Linked DNA regions of Homo sapiens: all the other regions are linked to region 1. The links are chromatin contacts, found by Hi-C or POLR2A ChIA-PET in ENCODE. All regions are on one chromosome and are shown on one strand. Each heading gives the region's core, a stretch centred on a gene start or an enhancer-like site at or near the end of the contact. The rest is flanking DNA. Distances are from core to core; before and after follow the strand shown.

Region 1 (3,668 bases), core at 536-3,035:
TAAATGGATTTCTGTGGCATTTGAGTCAAAACTATGTTTAGGTATATTTAGTAAAGCGTTTAGTTTACCCTAATCAATGTAGTAGAATCATCCTTTTAAAGAAGAATTATTCATTTTAATTTGTGAAACGGAATATGCTATTATTAGATGGCATTTTATCCCTGATGATTGACAGGTGATTATACTCTCACATAAATATATACCCCTTTGCATTGAAGCCTGTTGTTTGACTCTGTCCAATGCCTGCTCCTATCCCATGGAGTCTGCCAGTCTACTCTAGGCGGGGTGGGGTTCCTTCTCTTCTGTCTCTGCCCTCACATCTCTTCAATTATTGCATCTCATTACCTCTTGGCAGAGATCATGTCCTATCACTCATATCTCAGTCCCTGATACAGAGATGGTTCTTCACAATTTTTGCTGAATAAATGATTCATGCAGGGCAAGTTTTAGATTGACTCCAATGTCATGTGCTTTGACAGAAAGAGTATTAAAGATCTGCTAAGGTGAGGAGAGGCCTTAGAAGGTCTAAGACGATCCTGAATTTCTCATTCTTCAAAGGATTCTTAAGAAATTTGGGTTAAGCCAGGGATTGGACTGTTCTCTTTTGTTGACTCAAGTTCATAGATGAGGTCAAGAATCAAATCAGTCTCTTCTTTGGTAATGATAGACAATTAGTTTGGGAAAGACTTTTTTCATGAGTCTTACCCATCATTTATCAATTTTAAAGTCTATGAGTAGCTTTGAATACAAAACTGCATGTGAAAATCATTGTGTCTACTATTGAATAATTGACTAATCTGTCACTCACAGCTCCTGAATGAGGTTCCTGTCTAATTGCACCTGCCAGTTACTGATTGCACCTGCAATTAGGCAATTGTGGGGGCAGTTTTTGTGTTTCTGTTTAATTGCCTGGGCCAAAACGGAGAGTACCTTTTACAAATCTGGCCTATTATCTCATTGTGAGCCTTTGCAAATACAAGGTGACCCCAGGAAGAGATGGAGAAAATATATAGTTTTATTTGCTGCACACCAATTAATGTCAGTAATCTAGTGCCAACATTCCTATACTTTTCTGGTTTAGTAAGAAATTTACATATATTGGAATCCATCAATATCCCAGAATATAATTTATACTTCAATTTGCTACTATTTTATTATGACACACATATCAAAAGTAGTTCTAATTCCTAAAAAGTTTCTATATACATTATACTTGTTAAAGAACTTTTCAAGTGGTTACTGAGGTTCTGTTGTTCATGAGGAAGAACATAAGACCCCTTTTGTTGTTGCCTTTTTGGTCTTATTTACTGTCTGGCAGATGCAGAGATGTGCTGTTCAGATTCCCTTTAAAAAATGGACTTGCTGGCTAGGCACGGTGGCTCACACCTATAATCTCAGTACTTTGGAAGACCTAGATGGGAGGATTGCTTCAGCCCAGGAGTTTAGGACCAGAATGGGCAACACAGTGAGATAGCTAAATTTTAAAATTAGCTGGGCATGGTGGCTTACACTTGTAGTCCCAGCTACTTAGGAGGCTGAGGTGGGAGGATTACTTGAGCCCTGGAAGTTGAGGCTGCAGTGAGCTATGATTGCGCCATTATACTCTAGCCTGGTGACAGAGCAAGATCTCAAATTAAAAAAAAAGAAAGAAAGAAAGAAAAAGAAAGAAAGAGAAAGAAAAGGACCTGCTTCCTGAGGCGTAGAGTGTGGCTAACTCATAGTCTCCAGCTGCAGCTGCTTGGAGGTTTGCCTCAGCTTTGCTGAGTCATGCTGTTCTCAGGGCGGCCCTACCGGTTGCCCCTGCAAAGTTGTGGTAACAAGAAAGAACCGACTCTGCCCCACATGGGACTTCTCAAAGACAACCTTAGCCTTGGATCTCCCTGGCAGAGACTTTGTTTCATCATTTGTCGTTGCTCTCTGCCAGCTACCCTGCCCAATCCTGCGTCCTCCCTTTTCTTGCTTAATAGGTGTCGGTCTCTAACAAAGCGAATCGACTCTCAACCTCCATCTGGGCATCTGCTTCCTGGAGAATCCAATCTGCAACCACCATCAAGTAAAGATAAATTAGGAATAGCTCAGAGGATGTTTATTTTATTGAATTATTTCAGACCCAAGGCTTCTCTCCAAAAACTGTTTTCAAGGAAATCTATTTTTCTGTGAGATTATATAAGAACTGCCTCTTTTCTATTTCTTTGTTTTCATTCTTTTTTCTCACCACCAATATCAAGGGATACCATGTGTAAAATGATTTAAAGAATGCATGTTAGTTTAGAATCTAAATTTCAAAGGATTTAAGTTTCTACTTCAGTAATAATTATTACTATTTATAGGGATTAACTCTTCCACACATTTCTAAGTGAAATAAAAGTTAGCTCTAAAGAAGTACTACAAGTTGGAAGAGACATTTTACCTTTACGTTATCACATCATCAAAGCAATGTGGCTTTCATTTTATAAATCTTATTAAGTTTGCTTGCCTTTTCATATTAGCATTTATTACGATGCTGGATAATGTTACTTGGCGAAACTTGTACTTTCTGTCTGCCAAAATCTACATTACAAGATCTACATAAGCACCATTGTACGTAGTGTTTTCACACTCCCAAGAAATATTAATGTTTGGGACTTGAGAATAAGAAGCTGGAATTCCTGAGAATTCTAGGGAATCCCTGAAATTGTAAGTTAGTCTTTATTTTTTAGTAATATTTTATATAAATATTTTAAATTAATTATAAGTGATCATACTAATAAATAGTAAATCATTTTTAATAGTGCTATGATAAAACTTTCAGAAACTTTCTGCAAACAAAATATATGATAGCAAATGCATGGTTTATTATGATTATGAAGTGATGTATTGCTGACAAGATGAAATATTTTCATAACTGCAAGAGTGATCTCTTTTTGATAGAACCATTCCATAATAGAAAACATTAAGAGAACTTTAACACAAAATATACGCCAAATAAAAATTATTTAAAAGTGGAAAGATATTATCAAAATATTAAATATCTAAAAGTTGCCATTCTTAAAAATAACATTTTAAAACACTCAAAACATCAGTTGCCATGTGCAATAGTTTTGATCCATGTTTTGTAACAAATACCTAAGATGCACACAGTTTTTTTCTATTTCATGTCGAGTTGGTCGAATTATAAATGTGCCTCCAAAAGCACCCTCAATTTGATTATTAGGGGGCATGTTGCTTGTCTCCTATTTTAACAGTGAAAATAGTTTGTCTACTGGTCCTCATTTTGGTTTTGCCTTCGAAAGCCATCTTACTTTTGCTAATCTGAATTTCATATCAATTTCTGATTTCATGTAGAAGTATTCCACATTGATGTCTTATCTTTGCATTTCTCCTATTAAAGTATTCACAAAGAACTGTAGCCTCTAGTAAATATTCAAACATTGGAAAATGCTAAGGAATATCTTGGGGTATTATTCCAATAATGTAACACTTGGATCTCCCAGCATTTTTAACAGAACTACACAGAATCATGTCAGTGTTGCCAAGTTAAGGATTTATTTTGCTTCCAAAATTTGTTATTTCTTAGAACACCAGTCATCGGATTTGTGTAAAGTGTACTCTGTGTATAAAGGTATTCATATTTATTTTGTTTGTAACAATGACACACCATTTGCAGCAGACAGGGCCAGAACTCACTC
Region 2 (3,668 bases), core at 726-3,225, 380 kb before region 1:
AACAAAGCTGCTGTATCATTGTTCATTTGGCCAGGCAATTCCTCATGGGACCAGTAATAAGCTTCAGCTCGGCCAAACCCATTTTTGATAGCAATCAAGATGATTTACCATTTAAAGTATTCAGCACTTCTAAGACCTGGTTGAGGAGTTCACGAACAGCAGGCAGAGCTGGGCAGAAGAGATCAAGACAGACGGGACCTCAGCGATCATGGGTTCCAGCCTTTTCCTTTCACAGGTGAGGACACTGAGGATGCCTGGGAGAAGGAACTTGCTGGAGGTCCCTGCGAGGGTGTCTGAGGTGAGGCTCATCCCCGTGCTCTGTTCATCATTGCCGCCCGAGTCCCTTCTCAAAGCCCTTTGCGGGTGATTCCTATGCAAGGTGCAATTGCCGGTGGGGCTTGAGCAGGTCCTTCCTTGGGAAACACGAGGAAGGGCTAAACAGGGAGAGAGAGGATCCCACGCTTGGCATCTGCAAGGTGGGAGGAGAAACGTGGAGAAAGCAATTGCCATGTGCCTTTGTCGCCGTGAGGCTCAAAAACCTGGACTCACCCGGCTAGGAATTTCTCTCTTAAAATAAAATGGATTTGCTTTGTGCTTTACGGGGATTCCCTTAAAGCGTTTCTCATCTTAATCCTGGGGAGGAAGTGGTACTCAGTATTTTGTTTGTGGGCAACAGAGAATTTAACTTTCTGGGCCTAAGTGACAGACTCAGAGACGAAGATGAAGGTTGGAATTTGGTGTCTTTTAATCTCTACCCCCTGGTTTCATCTGTTCTCAGTGTCCCTGAAGCAATGGCCTAGACAGGGTTGATGTATTCATGAATCTGAGGGACTTTCACGTGAACTTGAGGCAGGCTTGGTCTGCATGCTGCTTTGTAGCATAAAGCTTGGACCTGTGTGCAAAGTGACAGTGCAACGAGTTTCAGCCCATCCCAAGAGAGAACACAGGCCTTTAGAGCTGCCTGTGGGGCGCTGACTGGTGTCATGCCCGGGTGGTCCAAGGTCTGCAGGACCCTCTACCAAGGGCACTTCTTGGACAGGGCTCCTGACTGTCTCTCCCACCTCTGATCTTCCCCCTGTCATCTTGGTGTTAAGATGACTGGAGCAAGGGCTTCGCTCCTGGGACTCATTCTGGGTTAAACTGAAGGGAGAGTGAGTTAGAACCCAGCGCCTTAGGGAGAAGCAGATGTCGTCTACCTGCACAGACTCTGTTTCCCCTCATCTGAAGAAGCCTCAGTCCTCCACATGTTATCACCTTCTCTAGGGCCCAGGCCCAGTGGAAGCTTTTACGGGGAGGTTTCAGAGCACAGTTTCAACCAAGAGCAAACATGTAGTAGCTTCAGGGTTTCAGAAAGCTGATTTTCTGCCCACAGCACAGTTTCGGGCCTCCTGAGAATGCTTTTCTTGGACACAGTGATCTTTGGTACAAAGAAGGGCAGAGAGGAAATGGCGTGTGGATGAAGAACTGTGCCTGTTTTAGTGACTGGCGGGACATATAGGCGACTGTAGCTGCCACACTTTGTGCCTATGAATTACTCAAGCCGGGACTTTAGGTTTATGATAAATAATAATAATAATTCAGGTTTGACCGTTCCTATTTGGGTGTAAATAGAAATCTCTGATTAGGTAGTAGAGTATTTGAACCTATAGTTTGATTTGAATTCTTCAAGCAATGTGATTTTTCTCCCTAAATCAACACACTATCTGAAATCCCCCTATGAACATTGCCTTTTGTTATGAAATGCAAGGAGAAAGCACTCAGCTTGTTCTCTAAGTTCATCTTAATGTTTTTCTTGTGACTGTCTGTAGGAAATTCAAAAGTTCTAGGAGATAGAGTCCCTGTAAATCACTGTTTGGGTTTAAAATGACCTGTAAATAATGACTCATCACAATGTACTCGTAAGTATAGTTAGCATCACTTAACGACGGGGATCCGTTCTCAGAAATGCATCATTAGGTGATGCCATGGTGAGGCCGTCCCAGAGCAGTCACACACACCTTTGGCAGAGCCCGCTACACACCTGGGCTATGTGGTGTAGCCTATTGCTCCTTGTCTTCAAACCCGAACAGCATGTCACTTTGCTGAATACTTTAGGCAATTGTCACACAATGGTATGAATAAGTGTTTATATAAATATAGAAAAGGTCCAGTAAGAATATGGCATAAAAGATGAAAACCTAGTACACCCATCTAGGATGCTTACCGTGAATGGAGCTTGCAGGACTGGAAGTTGCTTTGGGTGAGTGAGTGAGTGAGTGGTGAGTGAGTGTGAAGGCTTAGATATTAGTGTACATTCCTGTAGACTTTGTAAACACTGTACACTTCAGCTATGTTAAATTTATAAAAAAAAATTTCTTGCTTCAATAATAAATTAACCTTAGCTTATTGTAACATTTTTACTTAATAAACTTTCTATTTTTTCAACTTTTTGACTTTTTTGTAATAACAGCTTAAAACACAGACACAATGTACAGCTCTACAAAAATATTTTATATCCTTATTCTATACGTTTTTTTTCTATTTAAAAATTTTTAAAAATTTGACTTTTTTGTTAAAAGCTAAAACACACACACATTATCCTAGGCCCACCCAGGGTCAGGATCATTAATATCACTGTCTTGCATCTCCACATCTTGTCCCACTGGAAGGTCTTCAGGGGCAGAAACACACATGGAGCTGTCATCTGGTATGATAGCAATGCCTTCCTCTGAAATATCTCCTGATGGACCTGCCTGGGGCTGTTTTATAGTTAACTTTTGCTTTTTAATAAGTAGAAGGAGGCAGGGTGCGGTGGCTCAGGCCTGTAATCCCAGCACTTTGGGAGGCCGAGGCGGGTGGATCACCTGAGGTCAGGAGTTTGAGACCAACTTGGCCAACCTGGTGAAACCCTTTCTCTAGTAAAAACACAAAAATTAGCTGGGCGTGGTGGCGGGTGCCTAAAATCCCAGCTGCTTGGGAGGCTGAGGCAGGAGAATCGCTTGAACCTGGGAGGCAGAGGTTGCAGGGAGCCGAGATTGCACCACTGCCCTCCAGTCTGGGTGACAGAGCGAGGCTCCGTCTCAAAAAAAAAAAAAAAAAGGTGGAAGCAGTATACTCTAAAATAACGATAAAACATATAGTAAGTACATAAATTAGTACAACATACTATATTATGATAATAGTCATTTATTATCATTATCAAGTATTATGTACTATTCACAATTCTATGTGCTAGATTTTTATACAACTGGTAGCGCAGTAGGTTTGTTTACATTAAACACGTGAGTAATGTGTTGGGTTAATGCCATGATGACAGCTATAGCATCACCACCAGGAGACAGGAACTTTTCAGCTTCATTATAATCTCATTGGATGGCCATGGTACATGTGGTCTGACATTGACTGAAGTACTGTTATGTGGTGCATTATTGTATATATTTGCCATAATTTAAAAATTGAGATATGATTCATATGTCATAAAATTCACCTCTTTAAAAAGTACAGCCCAGTGGTTTTTAGTATATTCACAAAGGTGTGCAGTCATCAGCACTATCTAATTCAAGGACATTTTTGCTGCCTCAAAAAGAAACCCGGAAACCCATTAGCATTCACTTCCCATTCCCTCTTCCCCCAGCCTCTGGCAACCACTGATCATCTACTTTCTGTCTTTACGGATTTGCCGTATTTCC
Region 3 (3,668 bases), core at 807-3,306, 310 kb before region 1:
CTGCAGTGCCCACTCCCACGTGAAAGACTGGCTCGTACATTTCCCCATTCAGCTGATGGTGAGTGCTGCGCTATTTTAAGCCCACATGGAAGTACTTTTTTTTTTTTTTTATAAGGACCATCTGCTACCGGCCCCAGCCCAGATGATACAGTTAGAGCCTACCCACAGCATCCTCCCCGCCTTCAGACAGTTCCAGGAACAGGGGTGAGTCACGCCCAGCTGAACTCCCGTCTAGCTCACCCGAGAGCTGGACCGGGCGCCAGCAGAGGGGGCTGCGCACGCTCCGTGGAGCAGGTGCACTCTGCCACCTCCGAGAGATGGGAAGGGGACCCTCACCCTCTGTCCCAGCTGTGCCCTGCTCCCTGTGAGGGACCAAGGCCTGGGTCACAAGTTCAATAGCAGATGCTGCTTCTTGTCACAGCAGCTTGTCCCACAGCAGGCCACACAGAAGCCACCCTGTTCTGGCTGCCCCTGGAAGCACCTTGGGTCTGCCTTGGTGCAGAGAGGGTGGGTCCCCCTTGCTGGGCTGCTTGGGATGGTGTCCTGGGTGGACATGCAGCTTGGGCCACTGGGAAGATGCGATTAAACACTGACCACCCCATTTTCTTTCTGGGTGAAGCATCAGGGCCCAGGCAAGCCTCCTCCACTGTGCTCACTCCCCCTCTCTCCTCTGACCCCTTCTCTCCTCTTCCCATCTCAGCACCTAGCGGCACGCTGTGAGCAGAGGTCGTCGGGGCAGAGACCCCAGTCAGACTTTGAATCTGGGCTCTGCCCCTCATAGGTGGATAGGTGGTGGAACCCAGGGCCAGGCCTATTTAATCCTGAGCCTCCCTTTGCACATCCGTAAAATGGGGATAGTCTTAGCTGCCTCCTAGGGTATGTGAACAGGAGTGGGATGATGCATGGAAGGATCCAGCATGCCACCTGGCTGATACTTTCTCCTCACTAGGGATTCTGAAGGGCCCGCCCTTGGCATTGGCTGAAACGCGGTGGGAGTATTGAAAACGCTGGACCTGTAACTCCACAGAGAAGCGCCTCCCCACCTCAACACCAGCACTGTTCTCAATGTGTGGTGGCCTCTCCCTGCCTGAGAGCTGGTCATTTTGGCTTCAGGGAGCCGGGTGAGGCAATGCACGGCCAGCAGGTCATTTGACCTCAACAGCGCAGGCTCTGCCGGCTGCGATTCCATCACCCCTGGACTAGCAGAACCACTGCCTTTGCAGGAGTCTCAAAGGCCTGGGCTTTTGGGGGTGCTTCTCCGCCACTCCTGACTGCTTCTTTCCCTTCGGGGGCCGTGGCTGGTGCCTGCTGCGGGGTCATTGCGTGACGCGAGCACCGCAGCATCTCAGGTGCACGCGCCCTTCGATGGCCCTGAGGTGCCCGGGAGCAGGCGAGGGCCGAGTCTTAACAGCTCCACTTCCTGTCCCCGAGTCTATCTGCCACTGCTCTGTAGAGTCCTACAGTTTATCTGTGGTCAGTTTTCTTACCCATTTCCTGCCAGCTGCTACTGGTTTTTTAGTCAGCTCTGACAGCTACGGTAATTGGGAAAGGACGCAGGCTGCTGGGGCCGGGTGATTCACCAGCTCTGGCCAACAGGGACAAGGAGCACAGACGGAGGCACCCCGTCGGTCCCCCAGGGCCTGGTCCCCCAGGCTTCAATGAGTGAGACACAGAAAAGACCCAGGGGCACACTCATTGTGAACCGAAAGCTGATCTCTGTGCACGCGCGCGTGCATGTGACATAAGGGAATTTTTTTTTTTTGAATGTGCCAGAGCCAATATAAATGGTTTCATGTTTTGAGAAGTCAGAACATAACTCCAGGCTGAGTGAGGCCCCTCTCCCGGGGAGCCCCATGTTTTCTCTGAGGTGTAACTGCGGTGAGTTGTCTGTGCCTCAGATTAGGATACTGGAGTCACACTTAACATTTTATTTCATGGCATTTCCAAAAACGAAGGGAAAACCCCCATTGCAGCAAATGACTCCTCCAAATAGAAAACTTTGTGTCTGTTTTGTAAATGCTGTGGAAGGGAGTTTTGGAGCTGCCTCACTGTCAGTCATCGCCCAGCCAGGTGCCTTTGGTTGCTGAGTGTTGCACTCAGGGGTGGGCTGCTGGCTGCCGAGCAGTGCCCCTCAGAGGCGGGGGCAGGACCAGCCACACAGCCTCACCTGTCTGGGCCTCTGGAGCCAGCGCCTCCGAGTTTTACCTGACTCTCCGGGTGGCCCTGTTGCCTACTCTAGTGTGAGAAGCACCTCTCTAGACTTTACTGGAAGCTAATATTAATTTTATTGATAGCCGTGGGTTATGGAGCATGAAAATGATCCTCCAATGCAGAATGAAATGACCCACTTCACACAGATTTACTGCCTTCCTCCCAGGCACCAGGATCTGTGCTGGGCACAGCAAGGGACCACCTGGCCTCGGGAGCTAAGGGCTCTGTCTCCAGGGGTCCCAGTCTGGAGAAGGTGGGTAAAGCAAACAAGGAAGCCTCCTAATAAGAAGTTCCCTAATCAGACATGGACTTTGCTGCCAGGAGCACCCAGTGGGGCCAGCCTGGGGCCCAGGGAGGTAAGCAGAAGGGGCTCACTGTAGTAGTAGGTGAGACACAAACAGTTTCATCCATGGGTAGGAAATAGATGAGGGGGAGGGAGAGAGTTAGGAGATGGTCATGGAGATTGCGGGTGCTAAGAATGGCCTTGGTGGGTTTGGGGTCATCCCTGCTCTGACACTGTACAGCACAGTCAGCTTGAACCAGTCCCTGACCTCTCTAAGGATCAGTTTTCTCATCCATGCAATGGGTTTAATGATAGTTCCTTTTGTGATTGTTGTGATACTTCAATGAGAGAATAATGCAAAGTGCTTAGTGCAGCCCTCACTAAGCTCAGTAAGGAGGGTGACTGCATCTGAGGGCAGTGGGAGCCACTGAGGGGGTTTCAGCCGGTGAGTGACGGGAGCAGATTTTTTTTTCTTGAATAATTCCTGGAAATGCTTTGATCATTTAGGCCAGCAGAGGCTCTTGGTTGAGCATGAGACGCATGAACCATTAAGATTGCAGGATATAATCATGTGCAAATTTTAGACAATACCTGAAATCCTAAAATGCATTTCCTTTTTCCCATCGCCATAGTTTTGGATCCTAAAATCAACCAAAAGCAGAATCTGACCACTTTCCAAAGCAATGGTCCTTTAGATTGAGAACAAAATCGTGGAACAGCGCTTCATTTTTCCCGTCTCAAGAAGTCACAAGGCCCAGAATGCAAGAAAATCATGGCTTTTCGATGACCAGGCCTTGTTGGAATGGCTGAGAAGCTCCTCAGCCCCGACCAGGTGCAGTGACTGCATTCGGCTCTCACGGAGCAGGTCTGAGTGGAGCCAGGATTTGCTCTGTTCAAAGATAAAAACCACTGGAGAGGGAAGCAGCAGATCACAGGGAGCGATCTCAATCCTATAGGGGCCTGCTCCGGGGTGTTTTGCACGAGGCTCCATGTTAAATAAGCCTCCATTCGAGCGCAGCCTCAGGACGGCCATCCTTCATTCCTCTCAGTCACACACCTTCCACTTCAGGATGGCCATCCTTCATTCCTCCCAGTCATGCACCTTCCACTGCCTGGTTCTCTGAGCGCTTCCGTCTAGCGGGAGAGACGCCTTCGACCAATAATTGCACATAGG

What was found. Hi-C counts contacts between places; a loop is a spot of excess contacts on that map. ChIA-PET counts read pairs that join two places held with the same protein, here RNA polymerase II (POLR2A). Pooled maps may share reads with other maps.
Region 2: a loop to region 1 is called in a map with no recorded cell type, with 5 times the contacts of the local background. The contact joins two enhancer-like sites. A Hi-C loop is called at or near these places in 13 of 37 single-sample maps with no recorded cell type and 7 of 50 pooled maps.
Region 3: a loop to region 1 is called in a map of CD14-positive monocyte, with 2.4 times the contacts of the local background. The contact joins two enhancer-like sites. A Hi-C loop is called at or near these places in 4 of 168 maps with a recorded cell type or tissue (CD14-positive monocyte, GM12878, OCI-LY7 and 1 more), 25 of 37 single-sample maps with no recorded cell type and 13 of 50 pooled maps. POLR2A ChIA-PET finds 5 or more read pairs at or near these places in 2 of 52 experiments (OCI-LY7 and activated CD4-positive, alpha-beta memory T cell).

What each region holds. Positions count from the first base shown.
Region 1 is chr2:8,227,873-8,231,540 of GRCh38, reverse strand. All of the region lies in intron 7 of LINC00299 (long intergenic non-protein coding RNA 299), which reads left to right. Among named protein-coding and RNA genes, the nearest start is that of LINC00299, 99 kb to the left of the region's middle. RefSeq lists an enhancer at 1,493-1,672. Within about 2 kb of position 1,785, at least 12 of the 41 ENCODE cell types and tissues checked have a DNase peak (open chromatin) inside an H3K27ac peak, as active enhancers do; they include CD14-positive monocyte, GM12878 and OCI-LY7, where a contact is called at or near this core.
Region 2 is chr2:8,604,103-8,607,770 of GRCh38, reverse strand. LOC105373411 (a long non-coding RNA gene) reads left to right here. Exons shown (of 3, transcript XR_001739274.1): 2 at 1-298. Among named protein-coding and RNA genes, the nearest start is that of LINC01814, 22 kb to the right of the region's middle. Within about 2 kb of position 1,975, at least 4 of the 41 ENCODE cell types and tissues checked have a DNase peak (open chromatin) inside an H3K27ac peak, as active enhancers do.
Region 3 is chr2:8,541,684-8,545,351 of GRCh38, reverse strand. No RefSeq gene overlaps it. Among named protein-coding and RNA genes, the nearest start is that of LINC01814, 40 kb to the left of the region's middle. RefSeq lists enhancers at 899-958, 621-1,127, 1,128-1,634, 1,609-1,898, 1,909-1,958 and 3 more and a silencer at 99-393. Within about 2 kb of position 2,056, at least 27 of the 41 ENCODE cell types and tissues checked have a DNase peak (open chromatin) inside an H3K27ac peak, as active enhancers do; they include CD14-positive monocyte, GM12878 and OCI-LY7, where a contact is called at or near this core.